Regions from separate parts of the Mus musculus genome. Here region 2 is linked to region 1. Evidence: chromatin loops called from intact Hi-C (ENCODE). Cell type or tissue: heart. All regions are shown on one strand. Links, peaks and the distances in the headings refer to the core of each region. The heading gives the core; the rest is flanking DNA.

The links. Hi-C counts contacts between places; a loop is a spot of excess contacts. Peaks named below come from ENCODE experiments on the same cell type or tissue, not always from the same donor. Only the 100,000 strongest peaks of a DNase experiment are listed, where the experiment ranks them.
Region 2: a loop joins it to region 1, with 2.0 times the contacts of the local background. A loop is called at or near these places in 6 of 42 quality-filtered maps.

The regions. Positions count from the first base shown.
Region 1 is chr13:62,965,575-62,974,194 of GRCm38, forward strand. All of the region lies in intron 1 of Aopep (aminopeptidase O), which reads left to right. It also overlaps the pseudogene Tubb2a-ps1. Among named protein-coding and RNA genes, the nearest start is that of Aopep, 5.0 kb to the left of the region's middle. In heart, for the core only: no CTCF peak of the experiment used is centred there; a DNase peak (open chromatin) is centred at 5,097; H3K27ac peaks cover 60 bases.
Region 2 is chr13:63,040,794-63,049,413 of GRCm38, forward strand. All of the region lies in intron 3 of Aopep (aminopeptidase O), which reads left to right. Among named protein-coding and RNA genes, the nearest start is that of Gm46422, 50 kb to the right of the region's middle. In heart, for the core only: CTCF peaks have their summits at 4,880 (motif pointing right) and 5,996 (motif pointing right); a DNase peak (open chromatin) is centred at 6,088; H3K27ac peaks cover 587 bases.

The DNA.
Region 1 (8,620 bases), core at 395-8,394:
CTGAGGCTCAGCTCCATCAAATTGACTGGGTGAAAAATTCCCAGTAACCAAAAGCAAAGGGCAAGTTTAAATTCAAGGTTATGCATGGCTTCAAGGTCTCTCTCTCTCCTCTCCTCTTCCTCCCCTTTAAAAATAACCACCATCAGTGGTCAAATTCCAGGCTTTTTACATTAGTCATATGTGATTCCATACGTTTATTCACCCATCTGACCATATGAATTGTGTGTGTAACACACACATGCACGTGTGCAATACGTGTACGCATGTGGAGACAAGGGATAACATCAACTGTGGTTTCATAGATGCTGGCCACCGTTTTTTGTTTATGTGTTTTTGAGACAGGTTCTCTCACTGGCCTAGAGCTTGCCAGGTAGATTGGTTTAGCCAGCAACTCTTGAAAATGCCCGCCTCTATCTCCCCAGCACTGGAATCACAGACCTGAAACTTTCCACTCAGGTTCTGGGGACCGAACTTGCGTCCTCGTGCTTACACAGCAGGTGGTTTTCAGCCTGAGATGCCGCCGAAGCAGCAGCAGCAGCTGCTTCTTCTTCTTCTTCTTCTTCTTCTTCTTCTTCTTCTTCTTCTTCTTCTTCTTCTTGATTCATTTATTTATTTTATGTATATGTGTACACCAGTGCTCTCTTCAGACACACCAGAAGAGGACACCAGATCCCATTACAGACGGTTGTGAGCCACGATGTGGTTGCTGGGAATTGAAACCAGGACCAGTGGAAGAGCAGTCGGTGGTCAGTGCTCTCAACCGCTGAGCCATCTCTCCAGCCCACTGAGCTGCCTCTTAAGCCCCTATTTTGATACTTTGTAAATATGTTGTAAATTCTCATATTCTTAAAGTTAAGACATCTGGAAACATGTCTTCTTCCTACAGGCACGCGCACGCGCGCGCGCGCGCACACACACACACACACACACAGAGAGAGAGAGAGAGAGAGAGAGAGAGAGAAGAGCGAAAGCACCCTTATCTTTAATTGTGACATACATGGAAAATGATGTTGCTTTGTAAGTACCTTCTATTCAGAGATCCAAGAAATGAGTGATTTTACGTTTGCCCCCCCCCCTTTTTTTCTAGTAATGTAAATATCAATAAATAAATTAAAGGCATCAAGTGGTTTTCTTGCCTTCTTTCTTCTGGTATGCAGTCACAAACATCACTTGGCCTGTGCTGAAATGTGATGACTTCCTCAGAACCTTTGCTGTCTCTGACTCCCCAGGTGCTTTGCATTTGCGTCTGCCGGGCTTCCCCCCCCCCCCCCCCCCCCGTGTACCAAAGGACATTTAAAAATCCATTGTTTCTTACTTATTGTTGGATTAAGTAAGGCCATTTTTGGTTCAACTTATATTAGTAGCATACCCAAAGAAGAAACACCTGGGCTTTCAGTCTTTTCTAAAGGAAGAAAATTTTCTGTGTTCAGAAAGGTGGATTTAAGTTGATAAGAAAGAGCTTGATAGGAAGAAAGGAAGAGAAAGAAAACAAGACACCGTTAGGACACAAAGGTTTATGTGATTTTAGCCATTACAACAGGAGTTCAGAAAGATCTCAAGTGTTACATTGATGTTATCGGTATAACAAAAAGAGAAAAAAAGTGACAGGCAACAGTGAAGAGCACCAGAGACCCAGCACAAACCTAAGACCATTCTCCTTCCTTCAACTGCCAAGGTATTTTCACAGATTAAGCCCCCCACCCCACCCCCTTCTTTCATCTCAGCTTTCCCTAACCTGCTTGGCCTGGGGAACTCAAGCCTTATTCCCGCCCTCCTCCTCCTCGAACTCACCCTGCTCCCTGCTCATCAGCCGTGGCATCCTGGTACTGCTGGTACCAGGTCGTTCATGTTGCTCTCCGCCTCGGTGAACTCCATCTCGTCCATGCCCTCGCCCGTGTATCAGTGCAGGAAAGCCTTGCGCTGGAACATGGCAGTGAACTGCTCAGAGATGCGCTTGAACAGCTCCTGGATAGCAATGCTATTGCCAATGAAGGTGGCTGACATCTTGAGGCCACGAGGAGGGATGTCACACACGGCCGTCTTGACATTGTTGGGGATCCACTCCACGAAGTAGCTGCTGTTCGTTCTTGTTCTGCACGTTGAGCATCTGCTCATCCACCTCCTTCATGGACATGCGGCCACGGAAAATGGCCATGGTCAGGTAGCGGCCATGGCGAGGGTCGCAGACAGCCATCATGTTCTTGGAGTTGAACATAGGCTGGGTCAGCTCGGGCACTGTCAGGGCTCGGTACTGTTGGCTGCCCTGGCTGGTCAGAGGTGCAAAGCCTGGCATGAAGAAGTGCAGGCGTGGGAATGGCACCATGTTCACAGCCAGCTTGTGCAGGTCTGCGTTCAGCTGGCCTGGGAAGCGCAGGCAGGTGGTCACTTCACTCATGGTGGCTGACACCAGGTGGTTGAGATCGCCATAGGTGGGTGTGGTCAGCTTCAGGGTGCGGAAGCAGATGTCCTACAGAGCCTAATTGTCGATAGACTAGGTTTCATCTGTGTTCTCTACCAGCTGGTGCACTCAGAGGGTGACATTATAGGGCTCCACCACAGTGTCAGAGACCTTGGGTGAGGGCATGACGCTGAAGGTCTTCATGATGCGGTCTGGGTACTCCTCTCTGATCTTGCTGATGAGCAGGGTCCCCATGCCTGAGCCAGTGCCTCCCCCCAGTAAGTGGGTCAGCTGGAAGCCCTGGAGACAGTCACAGCTTTCTGATTCCTTCCTCACCACGTCCAGGACAGAGTCCACTAGCTCGGCCCCCTTTCTGTAGTGGCCCTTTGCCCAGTTATTTCCTGCATCACTCTGGCCGAGCACAAAGTTGTCTGACCTGAAGATCTGGCCGAATGGTCCCGACCTCACGGAGTCCATGGTGCCAGGCTCCAGGTCCACTAGGATGGCCCAAGGTACATATTTGTTGCCAGCAGCTTCATTGTAGTACACATTGATTCTCTCCAGCTGCAAGTCACTGTCGCCATGGTAACTGCCAGTGGGGTCGATGCTCGTCGCTTATCACCTCCCAAAACTTAGCCCCGATCCGGTTGCCACACTGGCCCGTCTGGATGTGCATGATCTCGCGCGTGGTGCTGGCTGTAGAAGGAGTGGAGGCTCTTGCCCTCGGAGCACTGTATGGACAGAGGGCTAAGGAGCGCAAAAGACCGTCTGCCGGGCTTCTTGTGGATCGTTTTCCATTGCCTCCAGTGGACAGTAAGGCACAATAAGGAAACTGCAGATCGCACCAATAGAGGTCTAGATTTTACACCCTGGCTCTTTTGCTTAGTAGGCACCTTGAATCCTAGGCAAAGTGCCTGACCCCTCTACACCTCGGTTTTCTTGTTGGTCAGTTGGGAGCAATAGGATTGCTTAGATGGGTGTTATGAAGACACAGTGAGTTCCCGTGAAGAAAAGCCTGGGGCAGTACCAGATTCCCTACAAGGACCAGCTAAGCACTTTCTGACATTGTTGTCTGGTCTTGGCTTTCCATCTTTTGAAAATGACACTCTCGTTATTTGGAAACTGTTGTTCTTTGAAAAACATTTAATGAATGTGTGGTGTTTACCAGAGGATTGATTGCCTTGACTGGGATCCTGCTATTTGGGAAGTGATCACTTGTTAAACTTTCCTTCGCTGTGTCTTTACTATACAATAACCATTTTGCTTGAGGAGATTTGAAACATCCACTCTTTAGAAAGTTTATTTGTAAGCCAGGCAGTGGTGGCACACAGTTTTAATCCCAGATTCAGGAGGGAAAGGCAGCTGAATCTCTAAGAGGCAACTCTGGCTTACAGAGTGAGTTCCAGGATAGCCAGGGCTACATATAGAAACCCTGTCTTGAAGAAAAATACAGCACAAAAGGGGCTAGTCATTGCAGGTACCTATTTCTGATTGTATGCAAGTGTTTGTGAGATACTGGATATACTGACTTCAGAGAACTAACAACTTGTGGGAGTCACCTTTCTCCTACAATGTGGGTTTGAGGGATTGGATTCAGGCCACAACTTGGTGGTTAGCACCTTCACCTGATGAGCCATTTTGCCAGCCTAAAATATTGTACTTTTGTGTAATGGACTTTTGAATTTCCTCTTAATTTTAAGGTTATTTCAGTGTTGTCTGGTGGAGATACTGCAGAAGTATGTGTGTCATTATGGGCATGTAAGGATTAGTATCTCCTTCAAAAACTGCTTTTACATACCACAGGAACACATAGCCCCCAGAGCAGTTTTCTTTCCCTCCTTTCAAGGGACTAAAAATTGTTTTAACCCAGAAAATGAAACTCAGGCATCGTGGCAAACACTTATAATCCTTACATTCAAAAGGCTGAGGCAGGAGCATTGCTAGTTATGGGTTACACGGCAGGTTTCTATCTAAAATAAAAGTGATATAATCCCTCTTATGAAAATGTTAAGCTGTGTCCTCTCCCCATTCATGCTGGGTATTTTAGACCAAGGCTGGCTACAAGGTAAATGTTGATTCCTGTGGTCGCTACTTAGAAACTTGAGAATGAGTTAAGACTCATGCTTATATTACAACTTGCTTTGAAGATGTATTCTGTGGGTTTTAAATGCTTATTTTTTATTTTATGTATGTGAACTAGAAAATACATAAGCTAAAAATTATTACTGCTTTAAGTTCTTTAGGTTGAGTGGTACCAGGCACATGCACACAACTATGTGACTCTGCAATGTTATCGCTAGAACCTTATCATCCTCAAAAGAAATGCTGAACACACTGAGTGATAGCTTCCCACCCACCCTCCTCTCTCCCTCACTCCAGGTGTCCTCTGTTCCAGCCCTGCTGTGTCTGCTAACTCCAGAGGTCTTAGTTGATGAAATCCTGCCATATCTGCCCACTTCTGACTGCTCTATTTCACCCAAAATGTTCTCAGAGCTTAATCGTGCTGCAGCATATATCAGATTCTCATCCCTTTTAAGGGATAAATACTATTCCACCGTATGGGTAGATCATGCACTGTACTTTTGGGGAGTGTTGAGATTGGCATGAGCCTACTTCTTAGTGATTGTTTCTGAGCTGGCAGACGGTGTGGATAGAGATGCCAACTGAAGTGATACTGTTTTGCATTGTGGACACAGTGTCTGGTGGACAGAGTTAAGTTGGAGTCGAAGCGCAGACTGTAGTGTGATATGGAGTCTAAAAATAGTAAAGAAAATGCCAGTGGTGATGACATCACCTGCTGTTCTGTTATACAACATTCACACATGCTTCTAGGCACTTTGCCCATGAAATAAGAACTTTTTTAGTTTCTATTTTATACATGAAGAGCTTTGTAGCATAGGCAAATTGAGTCGATTATTAAAATTACAAAATTAAAATTAGGTGGCAAAAGTGGATTCTGAAGTTGGGCTCTCTGGCTCCAAAGCTCATTTATCCCTAGATGTGGTCAATACTGACTTTATAACAGAATTGCTATGCTTTTTGCCTGCCTTCTCCTTTTCACTGTACGTAACTTCCGAATTCATTGGGCAACGCAAGAACCAACCCACACTCCGAGTGGACACCCAAGTCTGGTTTGCATGAGCCAATCACATCCACAGGGAATTCAGATGACGTTGCCACAACTGAGTCTTAATTCTTTGAAAGCTTTATATTTGAACACTGTGCAGTTCCCACACTCAGAGCCCCGTGGAAGGAAGCCTTTTGTTCTTAGCCTTGATGAGCATTACAATGGGTTCTGACAAACTCATTTCACTGCTAATTTGTTACTCTATGATTTCTGAAGAAATTGTTGTGAAGTAGCATTTATGTTTTTATTATCAGCTGCATTGTGATTTCTCTTGGCTCTTCATTTGCTTACACTTTATTTCTTTGACATTTGCAATTGAAGGTCCAGTTTTGGAAAGCAGTGGAAATTAGGATGTGTTTGCTCTATTTTGGCATGAAAGGCAAATCAGGTTTTTTTGTTTTTGTTTTTGTTTTGTTTTTTTGTTTGTTTGTTTGTTACCAGTAATATCAGGCCTATGTCACAGTATTCTGTACATTTGGAGGTCTGAACTGTCTATTATATCTGGAGGATAGAGATTCTGTTACCCTTTGTTAAACATCTGAGAATCTCAAGACCAAGATGCTCAGTTATCTGCCTGTATTCATGAATCCATTCTGCAAAAACTAATTCCAGCATGATGTGTTCCGGTGAGCCATCCCATAAGAGGAGCCTCCAAGTCGTTTACTCACGTGTAGGTGTCATTTTTCCTGCAGTGATGTGTGACCTGTATTAGATTGCAGAGAGAAGGAACCGGTACGGCAGGCCTCAGAGATAATTGAATTAAAGTGGCCTGGCTTTGACTTTGGCCCTAGGTGTAAGTGAGGAATCTGGACTTATTCCAGAGTTCTGCCTCAAGCAACAAGGTAGACACTAGTGCCATCTACTAGGAAAATGTGGGACCAGGGACATAGGCTTGAAGCTTTAGAGCAGGGATCACCCTGTCCGGTGAGTAAGATTTGAAGCCAGAGCTATAGGACACAGAGGTCACAGTTCATTTAAGAAGTGAGGGAAGAAAAGGCCAGAGGTAGAAAGATAGAGGAGAGAATGTAATCACAGATCCTAGAAGAGGAGAGACACTTGAAGGGAGGGAGCTTGGTCAGTGCCATAATTCCTCAAGATTAAAAGACAAGAAAACCCCCTGAATTTGTTCTTGAGGAAGTAATTTACCTCCATTGTGGGACTTCAGTGGTCTAGTAAGATGTGAGCAGAGACTAGTGGGCAGAAAGGGGTTGAGTAGTGGACTAAAGAGAATAGTCAGAGAGAGGTGTGGGAGAGAGAGTCTTTTGTTTATTTGTGGGGCTTTGATCAAAAGATTGTAGCAATCTCTTCTCAGATTAAAAACAATGCTGGGGAAGGGGAGGATGTTGAAGTGGAGGATTCAGGGGTCTTAGATGAATAATAACTCAAGAACCCAGAGGGCCAAACAGGATTCTGTCCACAGCAGAAACCACAGTCAGGCTGTGCTCAGGTGCAAAGGACACTTCTGTCCTGAGAAGAGAAAGGAGGGAAGAGATGAAGATGAGTTCCTGTGGGCTCAGGGGTAGAGCCCTTGTTGGGCCGGTGGGAAGCCCTGGGTTCAAGTCTTAACACCGAGGTTGGGGGAGGGGGCTGGGGAAGAAAGAGAATGGCAGAAGCTCTTACCTTACTGCAGCGGAAGGGTTTAAGAGATGCAAATGGATGCTGATATGGATGCTCCTTCAGTGAGTTAGGAATGGAAGATAGAGTGAAGTTTATAATGATTGTTGAAGGGAAAGGCCAGGAACTGCAGACACAATTCTAACACTCTCTTCTCATGTTGGAATTTTTGAATATGCAGAGGCAACCATTCTTGCGATTGTGTTACTTACTTAGGTTGAGTTCTCCATAGGCTTAGTTGAGAGTTAAAAGTTGGATGATCCCACTGGGGGTTAAGTTTTATAGAATAGTTGTGTTAGAAGAATGAGAAAAAAAAAACAGGAAAATTGAAGCTAATTTATTATGTGAGTAATAAAGAAATAGATAATTGGCCCCCGTGCTCCCAGTGAAATGGTTCAGAGGGTGAAGGTGCTTGCTGCCAGGCCTGACAGCCAGGGTTGTCCCCTGACCCACATAGTAGAAGGCATAACCAACTCCTACAAGTTGTCCTCTGACCTCCACATGCGTGCCATGGTGGCCCCTCCAAAGAAAGAAAAGAAACGAGGCCATGAGCTGCACTGTTTAAAGAACACCATGGAATCTGGACTCTTGGTGTCAGGAATGTTTGTTTCTGACTCTAGGTCACACTGTCCTGTGTATTGTAGGGTGTTTAGCAGTAGCGCCCCTGGCTTCTGCGGCCTAGGTGCCAGGAACAGCTCTTTGACTATTCAGTGCTCAGTGATGTCTTTGAATATTACCAAGTGTTAATGGACTGTTGGTTTTAATGCCTATTTATATGTTTAGATGGATTGGTATCAACAGTCATCATGCATTCCGTTGGGAGAAAAGAACAGAAACCAGAGCTTTCGGTACCAGTTAGCACTTCTGTTTCCTGGGGTAGTGACCATGGCTCAGTGTGCCTTCCTTTAGCTTTTCCAGTAGTTCTGTTGAAAGTTCTGTTTATTAATGTCTTAATTGGATGTAATACCCCTACATGGCATCTGAGGATATGCTTTGGCACAAATCTATGTACACCTTAGAAGAGAAGCCTCAACTGGGGAATTACCTCAATGAGATTACCCAGTACAGAAGTCTGGGGGAGCATTTTTATAATTTTATTTATTTATGTATTTATTTGCCTCCCAAATGCTGCTCCCCTTCCAGTCCCTCCCTCATAGAGTCTCTCCCCCAACTTCTTCCCTTCTCCTCTGAGAGGGTGGAGGCCAATCTGGGTAACCTCCCATCCTGGCACACCAAGTGTCTGCCAGATTAGGCACATCCTCTCCCACTGAGTCCAGACAAAGCAGCCATGAAAACTGAGCTGCCTGTCTGCTTCATATATGCCGGGGGAGGGGGAATTCGTTCCAGCCCGTGTATGTTCTTTGGTTGGTAGCTCAGACTCAGAGCTTCCAGGAGTTCAGGTTTGTTGATAATTTTGGTCTCCCTGTGGGGTTTCTTTCCCCTTCAGGGCTTTCCATTCTTCCTCCAACTTTTTCATAAAT
Region 2 (8,620 bases), core at 202-8,201, 75 kb after region 1:
CATTTAAAAACTTTTTAAAATTAAAATATAATTAATTACTGTCCCCTTTCTTTAGTCCCACCCCTCTCATGTTTTCCTCTTTATTCTCTCTTGAAACCATGACTTCCTTTTCTCCAGTTGCTATTATTACATGTGCATGCACTCTGTTCAGTCTGTGTAGTACTATTTTTATGTATATGATTTCAGGGATTGCAATAAGCAATTGGTGGGGAGGAGGCCCATCCCTAGGAAGAGTATTTCTCCTGCTCACAGTAGTCATTAATCCTGTTCTCCTTTGTCTATGGGAGAGGGTGAGGCTATGAGATTTCCTCCCTCTCTGTTAGCATGTCTATTGGTGTCATACTCCTTCAGGTTTTGTGTAGGAAGTCATCTTGTTGAGGTATCATGGGTGAAGCTTCCCATCATTTCTAGGAGACACATCTCACAGCAGATTTCTTAGTCATTTGGCTCTTACAGTCTTTCTGCCTCTATTCTGCAATATTCTCTTGAGTCCCCTGGAGGAGCTGTGTTGTAGATGTATCTACTGGTGCTGCGTATCCCATGATGCCTTCTGTGCACTTTGACCAGTTGTGGCTTTCTTTCTTTCTTTCTTTCTTTCTTTCTTTCTTTCTTTCTTTCTTTCTTTCTTTCTTTTTTCTTTCTTTCTTTCTTTCTCTCTTTCTTTCTTTCTTTCTTTCTTTCTTTTTTATTTCTGCTTATGTTTTATTTTATTTTTTAAATTAGGTATTTTCTTATTTTACATTTGGGATAATGCTATCCCAAAAGTCCCCCATACCTTCCCCCCCCTCCCCTACCCACCCACTCCCACTTCTTGGCCCTGGTGTTCCCCTTTACTGAGGCATATAAAGTTTGCAAGACCAAGGGGCCTCTCTTCCCAATGATGGCCGGCTAGGCCATCTTCTGCTACATATGCAGCTAGAGACATGAGCTCAGGGGGTAGTTCATATTGTTGTTCCACCAATAGGGTTGCAGACCCCTTTAGCTCCTTGGGTACTTTCTCTAGCTCCTCCATTGGGGGCCCCAGTTGTGGCTTTCTATAGTGTATACATCTATTGAAAAGAGAAGTTTCTTTTCTGAGAAGTGAGAGTTCCATTCAACTGTGGATGCCAGCAGGTTCTCCTATGAGATCTATGACTTTACCAGGCCCATATAGTTGGCTAGGCTTCCAGTTCCAGGCATGATTTTCTGTTTGTGGAGTAGATGCTAAGTCTAACAAAAGAGCTGTTGGTTACTGCCAAGGTATGCGTGCTAATATTGCACCGAAAGGGCTACAGTACCATGCTAGGCATTGTTTTGGCTTATAGATGTCATAGCTGGATAGGACTATTTTTTTGGTTGCTTACCTCTTCTAGAAGCTGGTGTGGTACCTCTGGTACCACAAAAACATGTCCTCGCCAGGCGTGGTGGTTCACGCCTTTAATCCCAGCACTCAGGAGGCAGAGGCAGGTGAATTTCTGAGTTCGAGGCCAGCCTGGTCTACAAAGTAAATTCCAGGACAGCCAGGGCTACACAGAGAAATTCTGTCTCAGAAAAAAACAAAACAAAAACAACAAACAACAAACAAACATGTCCTCTGGGTCCTGAGTTCAAAGGACATGGTGTCTTCAGCAACAGGGACTCAGCTTCCATCTCTGGGAGGTACCAGCAATAGACTGTGATGTTTTGAGAGTCTCTTGAACAACTCTGCCCAACAACTTGGAAGCGGGTTTTTCATGCTGCAGCTCTAGAGTACAGCATTGCCTGACCAAGTAGGATAGCTTCATTTAAACTATAAATGTATACACATAGACTTTAATGTACTGTGTGTAATCTAGGTAAATAAATGGTTCCTTGTGGCATTTTCAGACATTCTTAGTCTTGTTTTTCTTTTCCCTTTCCTTTCTATGTGTCCTTCCTCCTCCCACTCCAGTTAAGCACACACCTCCTGTTTTACACCTTTTCCCTCTCATTACTTGCATCCTGCTATTCTTTCTCTAGTTCTCCTGCCCTTTGTTTTAAAAAGTGCCTCATTGAACCTGGACCTCACCATTTAGGTAAGACTGGCTGGCTGGCTGGTAAGCAATCCCCAGGGATCCCCTCCTGCCTTTACCCACCCCTCCTCCCTGCTCCACCACTGGGATCACAGGTACCTAGTGATGTGCTTGGCTCTTTATGTGGGTGCTGGTGACCATGCTGAGCCTTCTTCCCAGCATCTATTTGGCATTTCCTCAGGCAAAAATAATCATTTTAATGTTTTCTCAGTAACTGAAGGTCCCACCTATCCCTGTGTGGTCATGTACATTTCTGTGCATGTGAGTGTGGAGATATTTAACAACCTCACTGAGGATGCACAGTAAAGAAACTGCCAACATGACTACTCCATTTGGGGGATGGGTTTTATTGTGGGTAAGAAAAATGGAAATATTGAGAGGCTTCTGGGAGAGTCCAGAGCAGAGAGAAAAGAAAGCAGACTGGATATAGCCAGGGCTAGAGAAACTGGAGAGAACATGAAAATAGGAAGAGGGGCTGGTGAGATGGCTCAGTGGGTAAGAGCACCCGACTGCTCTTCTGAAGGTCCAGAGTTCAAATCCCAGCAACCACATGGTGGCTCACAACCATCCGTAACAAGATCTGACGCCCTCTTCTGGTGTGTCTGAAGACAGCTACAGTGTATTTACATATAATAAATAAATAAATCTTTAAAAAAAAAAAATAGGAAGAGATAGAGCACAGCCAGGGAGTGTGTGAGAGAGCAGGGAGGGAGGGAGAGAGCAGGGAGGGAGAGAGAGCAGGGAGGGAGGGAGGGAGAGAGCAGGGAGGGAGAGAGAGAGCAGGGAGGGAGGGAGAGAGCAGGGAGGGAGGGAGAGAGCAGGGAGGGAGAGAGAGCAGGGAGGGAGGGAGGGAGAGAGCAGGGAGGGAGAGAGAGAGCAGGGAGGGAGGGAGGGAGGGAGAGAGCAGGGAGGGAGAGGGAGCAGGGAGGGAGGGAGAGAGCAGGGAGGGAGGGAGAGAGCAGGGAGGGAGAGGGAGCAGGGAGGGAGGGAGGGAGAGAGCAGGGAGGGAGGGCGAGAGCAGGGAGGGAGAGAGAGAGCAGGGAGAGAGGGAGAGAGCAGGAAGGGAGAGAGAGCAGGGAGGGAGGGAGGGAGGGAGGGAGAGAGCAGGGAGGGAGAGAGAGCAGGGAGGGAGGGAGGGAGGGAGGGAGGGAGGGAGGGAGGAAGGGGGACAAATCATTCTAGTCATAAGGAGGATGAGTAGCTGCAGGGAGGGACTCCTGGGGGTGGAAAGCTCATTTCACAGGTTCCTCAGGAATGCTGGCTTTTATCTACCCTGCAGAAATCCTTCTACAGTCCAGGTTGACCTCCTTTCTAAATATATGTACTCTCTAAGACCTAACACCCACTCAGGTCTGGATGCTTTCAGACGCCAGCAAACTTCAGCCTTTTGACCAGCCCTGTTCACTGCCTGGTTTTGTAAATAAGTTTTATTGGGTTTTAACTGCTGCCTGGGGCCTCTTCCAAGCACAGGTGAGTGTTTGCAAGGAAGGCTCACAGGACCAGAACCTTTTCTCTACTCCTTTACCAAAAATGTTTCCTGATTTCTACCCCATTTGTCTTTTCTCAGTCTGTATATTTAAAGATTATCATTAACAGTTAAGAATAATTGGGAGGCTGGGGTAGGAGGAACAAGAGTTTGAGGTCAGGCTAGACTGTACAGTGAGACCCAGCCCCCCACAAAATCCTGAGAAATTATTAAACTTAACATTTTCACAGACAATGTTCACACTTTCAGGAACATTTGTGAGCCTTTTCTCTTCTTTAGAATTCCAGGTAAGGGCAAAGTTTTCATAAAGAGACGCTCACTGAAGTTTGATGTTCACACTTCTAACACCCCAGCCTGTATAACAAAACATTTACTAGCCCAACCCGAGGACCAGTGGAGGTAGAAAAGGAGAAAGAACTCTCCCCAGAGCTGGAGTTTATCAAAAGACACGCAGGGAACCATATTGCTAAAGCCCATGGATGGGACTTGAGTGGTTGTTATGGAGTGTGGGCATCATTCACAGCTGTGTCTGTGGACTTCAGACAAGAGGAGTGTGTGGTAGATGGTAGGAGATGATGTTCCCTGTAGGCCTGCTTTCTGGGTCCCTGACTCTGCTCTATACAACCTCTAGAAGCATGAGCAATACAACCCTGCCCAGCCTAGCTCATCCCTGCCCATCACAGTGACACTTCATCAGCCCTATTAGCACATTTACCAGACACCAGCTGACTTACTGAGAAGGCTCTCAGTAAGTTGGGAGCCAGCCTCCATCTGGGGCTAATCAGAGAAATGGTAGCAGCCATTCAGCAAGAAACAAAAATTAGAAGAGAGCCCTCTGAGTCTGTGTTCCATGAGGAAATCATTCCTCCTGATGGTCCTTTAAAGGAAGGCTAATGGTTAGGGGCTGTTGGGCAATGAGTATCATAAGAATTTTATTAGCTAAGTAGTCATTATTCTTTTTTTTTTCTTCCCCAGAAAGGCCACAGATGAACTTGTTTAACTCCTACTCACCTTCCTCAGCATGAAGCCATTTTGGCAGAAATGTTACCCATTGATCTATGCCAGTCTCTCCATCTCTACCTGCTATGCTTTGTGTTTAATAGGGCTCAGAAATGTATCTGTTGAATATGGTCTATGAAATCAAATGGAAGTAGCTCCTGGCAGAGGCATTTAAAACCACATAGTTAATGACAGAGGCAATACCATGTTCATAGCTTCCCCTATGAACATGGTTGCTGGTTTCTACCACACATGTTTAAAAAGAAGATCACTATGCTATCACTTTCCTCTAGTAATTTTTGTTTGTTTCTTCAAGATTTTATTTTTAAGTTGTGTTTACTTGAGTGTAGTGCTAGCAGAGGCCAGAAGAGGGCATCAGATCCTCTGGAGCTGGGGTTTTAGGTAGTTGTGAGCCCCTGGATGTGGGTGCTGGCAACCAACCTTGGCACCTCCAAGAGCAGTGTGTGCTCTTAGCTTCTGAGCTGTCACTCCAGCCCCCTGGCTTTACTTTTATAAATCTAATTTGGCATATTCCTACTCCTCAAATTAATGATTTTTTTTTAGGATCTTTGTCTGGTTCCCCCCCCCCCCATTTTTCAATTGTAAAGAGCATAAACGTTATTTCACTTTGGGCAAAATGCTATTCTCTGTCTGGACTGTACAATATGTCAGCTCTCTGACATTCTCTTCCGTATGACTGGGAAATTCCAGGAAAAATGACTAAGGAGCAAGACTCTCCCAGACAAAAAGCCAGCTTCCCCCACCCTATTTTGATGGCTCAAAATAAATAGCAGTGTTGAGAATGCTCCACATTCTCTCCATGTGAGAAGGCAGTAAATTAAAAAGCTTTAGGGGTGGCTATGATCAAGTAAGTACTTTGCCCACAAAAAGGAAATGCAAGGTAGAGTGTCCTAGTTTTGGAAGTAGAACCTCGGTACTGCATGCAGATGCTATGAAGAAGTGGGGTGGGCGTGCCTTAGAGTATACTTCACAGTGAACGTATTCCTTGTTTCCAGTAGACAGCTGCCCTCACATTGTGAGGGTTGTGTTTGGCTTTTCTATTGCTCATGTGGACTCAGATGATGTCTTACACTTTCCAGGGCTTTCATTCTGTGATTTGCTGTTCACTAGCTTGCTTGCCTCCTTGCTCTGCTTAGTATATACACAGAGTATGTTAGGATTTTTTTTTCTCTCTCTCTCAGACCACAGTGCTTCTGCCAGCATGTTTTATTTGCCCATTCTCACTGGTGTAAAATTTTTCTTGGATTAGACATACATGAATGTTTGCATGCAAGGCATTAATGTTTGTCTTGTGACCAACCATCTGGAAAGGTGGTATTCAGCCCACTGATGTCCTTTGTGTTTCAGGGGAGCTACTCATCTTCATTATGGTCATGTCTATCTAGGAGATCTGGTAGACTGGTGCCAGTGTTCCTTTAGGGAAGCCTTGAAACCATGGGATGCTCACAATCTACACAGCCCCTCTCGCTTCAGCAGGTGGCGCTCTTTTACCTTTGAAGGTTATTCTCTCCTAGTCGTCTGTGTCCAGGGCTATACTTCCTGCAAAGAGAGAGACCTGAGACCTCTGTGTAGGGTGGCATTGGCCTGTGAAGCCATTGTCTGGCCTGGTAAGGGAAAGCTGATGGGCATTGGCCCACCTGATGCCAGTTTCAGCCCTCGAACAATAGTGAGGAAGACTGATGTGGACAAGGCTTTGCCAGAGGGGCCAAAAGCTCATAAAGTAGGTCATGTAATTGCAGTGTCTCAGTTGTAACAGAAAGAATGCTGGGGTTTGCTGAAGTACCTGGGGATGGAGAAGGATACCATGAGGGGAAGAACAATGAAATGAGGAGCCTGCATTCCTTCCAGTGTGTACATAGTGCTTACACATGTTCCTGTGGTGTTCATATTTATATAATGTGGTTATCATATACTCATAAATGCACGTATTCCTATACAGCTTGCATTTGTAATGACCTTCCCAAAGCATTACTGCCATATGGAGTAATTTGGGCAGGGAGCTCTGAAGAAGGGATTGTGGCTAGAGAAATAGTCTTAAGATAGGAACTACATTGGATCTGAGAAGAGAAACATGATATGTCACATAAGAGCACACTGACATCACTGAGGGCTTCACTCTGTTGGTCTACCCGACAGCAGAAAGCTTCCAAGGTTACATGAGTGCTTCCAGTAGGAAAACTTTGTATGCCCTTTTAAATTTTCAGAGAAAACAACAATTTCTTTTTAAAATCTCATGTATCTGGCTGGCCTTAAACTGGTTTTTGTTTATTGATTTTTATTCTTGTTGTTATTTTTTAAATTAAGACAAGATCTCATGGTGATCAAGCTAGCCTCAAGCTTGCTATGCAGTCAATCATGAACTTGAATTTGTGTCCTACCTTTACCTCCCAGGTGCTCACATTGCAAATGTGTCCCACCATATCTTGTCTAAGCCGTGCATGGGATTTAACCAATTTAATTTCCCTGTACGCAAGGCAAGGACTCTGCCAATTTAACAACAACCTTTTGCCACTAACTCTTTAAATATCAGGCATTCTTGCCTGTGCAGAAATAGCTGTGTGTGATGGTTGCTGCCTTTGGAGTTTTAGTGATATACCAGGTATACAGGACTTGACTACCCACATTAGTTTACTATTGCTAATTGATATGACCAAAATGTGTCTACAGGACTTTGATTTTCTAATTTTTTCATTTTATAAAAATGCCCGTCTCAAATATTTAAGATTTTCACAAGTGTAAGATACAAAGTCACACTCACATCCCCTTGGTATCCGGCTGTCACCCACCGAGCTGAGGCTGACTCCTTGTCATCTTTGCCTCTCCTCACTTGTACCTTATTACCTCCTTATGAAGAGAGTCTCCAAAGCTGTTCTGAGGACAGTTTTCCAAGCAGTGAATGAAGCAGCACCTCAGGTGATGGTGTTAGCATTTCTAGGCTATGATGTACCTACTTTGAGAAGTGAATTCTAATTGTGGTGTATTTAGTGTGGTGGGCATCACACCCAGAGCTCTGTGCGTGCTGCCTGAGTACTCATAGTTGAGCTGCACCTAGAGCCAAACCCAACTTTTTAGATCATCTCTTTTGACTTGAAAATTAGTCCCTTTCAAGTCCTGTTATCCTTCCAAAAATCCAGTTATCTCTAAAGAAACTTTCAGTTCTGTTTTGAAGATGAAAATGTTTGAGTCTTATTGTAGCTGCTACCATGCTTGTAAGACAGATGTCTCATGGCACAACAGCCTTGTGAGATTATTGAAATAGGCCTCTAAATATGCTCTAATTTAAGAAAATGGTATTGGGGTATACAGTATAAAAAAGTTCTGATCTCTGTTTGAGGAGGGCTCATAAGCCCACAGTTAAAGAATCTGTGTGAAAGGGAGGACAAACTTGGCTGCTCAAGTCAGAGAACGAGAGCACTATTAATTCTGGGTGTCTCCAGAGCCCCCATCTCTGCTGCCTTGTTAATTAGTCCAGACCTGGCTATGAAGTCATCCAGGGGTATGACGGGCTTCTGGCTTCTACAGAGGAAAAACTTTGGGCTAATTTAAGTACAGTGTGTTCTCTTTGTTTTACAGCTGGTCCTGTGAGGGGGTTGGGTACAAGTGCAATGAATAAAAAAGAAAATGAAGGCATTCACTATCTATTTCATGGAGGACAGCTCACTGAAAGTAAACACCATTTAAATAGTCTCCAAATGGCCCATTCTATATGAAGTCATGCAGGATGCCCCCTTTGGGCTGTCGCTCTCCTTTAAATGGATCACTTTGTTTTCATTGCGTTTGAGTGCCATTCAACCTTAAACTCCAAATGTGGGCCTCATCAGGTCATGGTTTTAGGGCACATGTGGCAGCCATACCTTCAAGCATCCTGTTTCTGCCTCCAGAATAGTTATCCTGGATGGCTAGGAGAGGCAGCTGTAGAACAAAGTGGTTTAGATGATGACAGCCCAGTGACAATGACAGGGACAAACACTGTGGTCAGCACTGTGCCTCAAGACTTGTACCTGTTTATCCACTTTATTCCTCACATGATTCTGTGAGGTAGGCATTACGATTGTTCCTCTAGTACATACAAGGTATTCAGAGA